Regions from separate parts of the Homo sapiens genome. Here region 1 is linked to region 2. Evidence: chromatin loops called from intact Hi-C (ENCODE). Cell type or tissue: breast epithelium. All regions are shown on one strand. Links, peaks and the distances in the headings refer to the core of each region. The heading gives the core; the rest is flanking DNA. Region 1 has its middle 36 kb from the start of LINC00545. Region 2 has its middle 34 kb from the start of ALOX5AP.

Evidence for each region. Hi-C counts contacts between places; a loop is a spot of excess contacts. Peaks named below come from ENCODE experiments on the same cell type or tissue, not always from the same donor. Only the 100,000 strongest peaks of a DNase experiment are listed, where the experiment ranks them.
Region 1: it touches region 2 in a loop (16-fold over the local background); 1 of 110 quality-filtered maps calls a loop at or near these places.

What each region holds. Positions count from the first base shown.
Region 1 is chr13:30,845,527-30,848,442 of GRCh38, reverse strand. No RefSeq gene overlaps it. Among named protein-coding and RNA genes, the nearest start is that of LINC00545, 36 kb to the left of the region's middle. RefSeq lists enhancers at 291-380, 491-550. In breast epithelium, for the core only: no CTCF peak of the experiment used is centred there; no DNase peak of the experiment used is centred there; H3K27ac peaks cover 746 bases.
Region 2 is chr13:30,767,630-30,770,545 of GRCh38, reverse strand. No RefSeq gene overlaps it. Among named protein-coding and RNA genes, the nearest start is that of ALOX5AP, 34 kb to the right of the region's middle. In breast epithelium, for the core only: no CTCF peak of the experiment used is centred there; no DNase peak of the experiment used is centred there.

The DNA.
Region 1 (2,916 bases), core at 245-2,744, 78 kb before region 2:
AGAAGGACCACAGAACCCATGGAGAAGACTGCATCGAGAGCAGATACCTACCAGTGAAACGTTAGCATTTCCAGCCTTAACAAGGCCTTTCTCATTTTGTATGGCTTTTTCTTCCTGTCCTAAAAGTCCTCGTAGAACAGGAATACTTCTTCTCTATGCATTTTGCAACTCTGACCTCCTAGTTATTACGTAGAGAAGGGCTATAATGCGGTTTGACAGGGCTTTTGTTTTGATTTTTTTCGTTGTTTTTTTTTTCCTCCCAGCAGAGATTTAAAATGACGACATCTACCCAAATACTCAGTCTCCTACTTGTCTCCATCAAGACCCATTTGCTGGCAGCTTTGAGACTGAAACTCTCAAGGGAGAGGGTGAATCATCCCTTCACACGGGGCTTGTCTTCCTCTCACAATCATGAATTCCCACAGAGATGCCGGGAACTTGTGGCTAAGGGCAGACGCTGAGGCTAAAATTGAACATGGGTGCAATGGAGCTGTGCTTAAAAGAGACATAAGGAAATAAGGAGTCGTACGTGTCCTGCTCTGTGGTTAACAAGTTGACTACACTCTCTGCTGATGGAGGGATGGCGACTTCAGGCAGGAAGGGTGAGGGAAGGACTCGGCTCTGGGCTGCCCCACTGTCCACCCATCAACATTGCTGTCTGGATGAATGGGGGATAGATCCCCTGGGGTGGAGGCTGGCTGCTGGGAATTATCCACTTTGGCTTCAAAATGAATTCACTGGGAAGATAGCCATTAGTGCAAAGTATGCTTTTCTCTCAGGAAAATCACCCTACAGATCATCATCATTTTAAGTTTTTCCTTTCCAGTGACCCCTTCTAGGAGTTTTCATTCTTCAAACAAATCATCAATTTGCTGGGAACATAATCATAACAAAAGCTAAAAGTTTCTCTTTTTTTTTTTTTTTGGTTCTTTCCTTCGAACCAGCAATCATCTTATGTGAATGCCCCACTGCCTAAGATCCAAATGAAGTAGAAGCTTGTCTCCTTTTAAAACGGCCGTTAGTGTTCATGGCCAGGTGTCTCTCTCACCTAAGCACAAGTTCTCCCTGTTCCATGGACTGGCAGCTGCTTTATAATATATACTAGTTATATTTTAATGCAATAGCTGGATTCTTATGTCAAGACCTGTGGAAGGTTTAAGGTTTTACCCCAGCTGTGAGCTAACAAGTGTCATGGATTCTGACAGAAGACATGACACTCCTGGATCAGAGACGAAAGATGTTATTATTCACAGCACACTCACTTACTTCAGAGAGTGCTAGCATCTTTGCAGCAGGCGTCCTGCCCCGAGTCCCATGGCGCAACAGGCCCAGATGAGGGCTACACACTCAGTGGGATGCACCTCAGCAGAGGAATCCAGGGTCAAGGGCCCAGCACTTTTTGAGTGCGCAGCAAACATTGCGGCAAGCAGCAGACCAGCCCTTCCCCGTCCTCCTGCAGAGTGAGCAGCTACTTAGTAGTCATGCTGTGAGCACCTGACCTACTTAGGTATCTGTGTGACTAGTTTGGAAACTGCTCAGTATCAGGAGATAGGTAAGCCCTGCAATCTGGCAGCAAGAGTGCACAGCTGAGACCAACATCTTCATCCATCCAGGTGGTCCTTTCCCTAGTCATTCAACTGCATGAGAACTTTTTTTGGTAATGTCTGTGTTACTTTGTAGACAACTAAAAATCCGGCCTGATAACCATATGTCCCAGGCAACCCATGCCTCTAATGAAAATACAATGTTTCTCAGAAGGGGAAATTAGAATTAAATATAAACTATAAACCTTCAGCTTTTTCTTCCTTCTCCCATGTTTGGTCTAAACTAAGTTCATTTAGAGTCATTGAGGCCAAGAAAGGTATTTGGTAGTGGTGTCAGGAGGTGGGAAAGAATGGATACATCCTATTGTTACATGTATCACTAAGAGCAGATGACTAACAAATGTGTTATGTGGTAAGTGTGTTGGAATAACTTTCAACATCATTTACAAATGCTTTTAAAAATGTCATTAAGGCCGGGCATAGTAGCTCATGCCTATAATCACAGCACTTTGGGAGGCTGAGGCAGGAGGGTCACTTGAGGCCAGGAGTTGAGACTAGCTGAGGCAACAAAATGAGACCCCGTCTTTACAAAAAATAAAATTTGCTGGGCGTAGTGGCGCATGCCTGTATTCCCAGCTACTCAGGAGGCTGAGGCAGAGGAATCGTTGGAGCCCAGGAGTTTGAGGTTGCAGTGAGCTATGATCACACCACTGCACTCCACCCTGGGCAACAGAGTGAGACCCTGTCTCCAAAACAAACAAAAAAAGTCATTAAACCTCTCAACATTGTTGGGGGCTTAGGCGCACAGTGTGGGCCTCTGTTACACAGTGTGGCAGGACATTATATCCTTTATTTTCTGATGCTTTGACCTCTAGAGTCATGCTGGTCAAATTCAGTTCCGCCAACTCCTGAAGATAGTAAACAACTCACGCAGGAGGATGCTTTTAAAATGTAAACAAACCAATCCAGAGTTCATACCCAAACCACTTCCTCTATTTGGCTTTCCTGCTCTGAGCCACTATCCACCTCCCCTAATGACCCTAGGGCCAGGGATCAGACGGCTAGGGACAGTCCCTACGCCCCAGAGCCCACTGAAAGGGTTCAAACTAGCCAATCCCAGCCCTGTCCACCCTGCCTCCCTCTTCCTCTGCCCCCAACCCAGTGCTTCCCCACGTGGCACCCCATGCAGGGTGTGCCTTCTTCTCTTAGGAACTGTGAGTAACAAACTATCTCTTCTTCTTCTTCTTCTTTTTTAATTTGTTTAGAGGCAGGATCTTGCCCTGTTGCCCAGGCTGGAGTGCAGTGTCACAACCATAGCTCACTGCATTCTTGAACTCCTGGGTAACAGTGATCCTCCCGCCTCAAGCCTCCT
Region 2 (2,916 bases), core at 202-2,701:
TACTGCATTGGGTAGTACAGCTACAGAGCAAAAATCTTCTGAAAAGGTGGTCAACAAACCCCGGATGAAGAACATCTTAACAAGAATGTGAATTTCCAGGCCCTATCCTTGACCTACCAAATCATACCTCTGGGGGTAGCACTAAGGAACTTTCATGTTTTAAGACAGGTTCTGTAGAGGATGCTTTGCTTACTAAAATTTAAGAACATTTCTTAGACTCCCTGTCCCAAATTTGCTTATAGCCCTATAGCCATCACCACCACACCCACCATAAACCCCACCACACGGTCATATAGGTAAGTAGGCACAATTACATAACCCAGTCTGTTCTTTCATACACTCATCAAATATTTTTTTGAGTGCTCATTGTATGCCCGGCCTAACAATATAGGCAAAGCTCCTGCCCTTTGGAAGCTTATATTCTAACGGACAAGGCAAACTGAACAAATAAAGGGGTAAATAAATGATCTAATTTCAGGTGGCAGCGAGTATAAAGAAGTGACACGTGGGTAGGAGGCCGGGGTGGAGGAGGGAGCGTGGAGGAGGAAGGGCCTAGGTGTAGGTGTGGTGGTCAGGGAAGGCTCTGGAGGAGGTGGGTGCTGGGAGACACTGAGTAAAAGGAGGGAGAGGCCCCACTGCATGAGAGAGACCAGTGCATTAGGAAGCCCCATGGTGGGAGCAGCTCCCAGGGCAATGTGGCTGGAACTGAGTGAACGAGCAAGCGAAAGGAGGAGTTGGGAGAGGGGGCAGGGACATATCCGATGGCACAGAGCCTGCATGGCCACGCCAAGGTGTGTGGGAATTATTCCAAGAGCAGCGAGAATTATCTGGGGGATTTTAAGCAAGTGCGTGTAGCATTAACATCTGATGGGCTGGGCACGGTGGCTCATGCCTGTAATCCCAGCACTTTGGGAGGCCAAGGCCGGAGGATCACTTGAGCCCAGGAGTTCAAGAGCAGCCTGGGCAACATAGTGAGGCTTCATCTGTATTAAAAATTAAACAACAACAACAAAAAATTAGCCAGGTATGGTGGTGCCAGTAGTCCCAGCTACTTGGGAGGCTGAGATGGGAGGATTGCTTGAGCCCAGGTGATGGAGGCCGCAGTGAGATGTGATCATGCCATGGCACTCCAGTCTGGGCAACAGAGCAGGAACCTGTCTCAAAAAAAAAAATAAAAAAATAAAATAAATCTGACAGAGGTGGCTATGGAGACTGTCCAGGAGAGAGAATGGTGGGCCCAGGTGACAGGGATAGCAGTGGAGATGGTGAGATGTGGCAGAGGTGGGTTGGCCGTTAAAGGTGGAGCTGATGGAGCTTGGGGATGATTGACTGTGGGTGGGAGGGCGGAAAGGAATGGAGGAAGGTTCCTTTGTTTGGGGCCTGAGTGACCACCAATGGGACAGTTATTGAGATGATGCTATGGCCTGAATGTTGGTGTCCCCCCAAAATTCAAGTTGAAATCGAATCCTCAATGTGATGAGATTAAGAGGTAAGGCCTTTAGGAAGTGATTAGGTCATGAAGGTGGAGCCCTCATGAGTGGTATTAGTGCCTGCGATAGTTTGTAAGTTTCCCCCCTCTAAATCTCAAGTTGAAAGTTAATCCCTAGTGTGGCAGTGTTGGAGGTGGGGTATCGTTGGAGGTGTTTGGGTCATGGAGGCAGGTCGCTCATCAATAGATTAATGTCCTCCCTCAGGAGTCAGTGAGCTCTCACTCTATTAGTTTCCCCAGTGCTGGTTGTTAAAAAGAGCCTGGCATCTCTCCCCTCTCTCTCTCGCTTCTGCCCTCAACACGTGATATCTGCACGTGCCAGCTCTCCTTCGTCTTCCCCCATGACTGGAAGCGACATGAGGCTGTCACCAGATGCAGATGCCCAATCTTGAACTTTCCAGCCACCCAGAATAGTGAGCCACATAAAGATTTTTTTTTTTTAAATAGAGACAAGGTCTTGCCCCGTTACCCGGGTTGGAGTGCAGTGGCTCAATCATAACTCACTGCAGCCTTGAACTCCACCCACCTCAGCCTCTCAAGTGGCCGGGACTACAAGCACACTTTACAACACACAGCTAATTTTTTAAAATTTTAGTAGAGATGGGGTAGATGGGGTCTCACTATCTTGCCTAGGCTGGTCTTGAACTCCTGGCCTCAAACAATCCTGCTGTTTTGGCCTCCTAAAGGATTAGGGTTACAGGATAAGCCTCCATGCCTGGCCACTTTTTAAAATAAAATAAATTACTCAACCTCAGATGTTCCTTTTAGCAACACAAAATGGACTAAGATAGTGACCTTATTAAAAAAAAAAAAAAGAGAGAGAGAGAGAAAGAAAGAAACAAAAAAAAGCCCAAGGAGCTTCTCGTCCTCTCCTTCCACTGTGTAAGGCGGTAGCGATAAGGCACTGTCTATAAACTGGAAAGCAGGACCTCATTAGACACCGAATCTGCCAGAAACTTGATCTTGGATTTCCAGCCTCTAGAACTGTGAGAAGTAAAGTTTTGTTGTTCAAAAGCCCCCAGTTATGGTGTTTTGTTATAGCAGCCTGAGCTGACTACGAGGAAGACAGATGAGGAAAGCATAGGGTAGGGATAATTGTAAAAACCCAGTTGCACAGATTATCTCTTTGCAACCAGGGAGAATCTCAGTATGAATAATCCTATTTTAGTCTAAATGGAGAGGAGGGAGGAGTTCACTTGTATGTCTCAGCTTCATCTGTTCTTTCACTGTGCCCTTTCCCACAGGAGATAGAAAAATGGTTAATGGTGGCTCACGTCTGTAATCCCAGCACTTTGGGAGGCTGAGGTGGGCGGATCACTTGAGGTCAGGAGTTCAAGACCAGCCTGGCCAACATGGCAAAACCTCGTCTCTACTAAAAATACAAAAATTAGCCAGGCGTGGCAGTGTGTGTCTGTAATCCCAGCTAC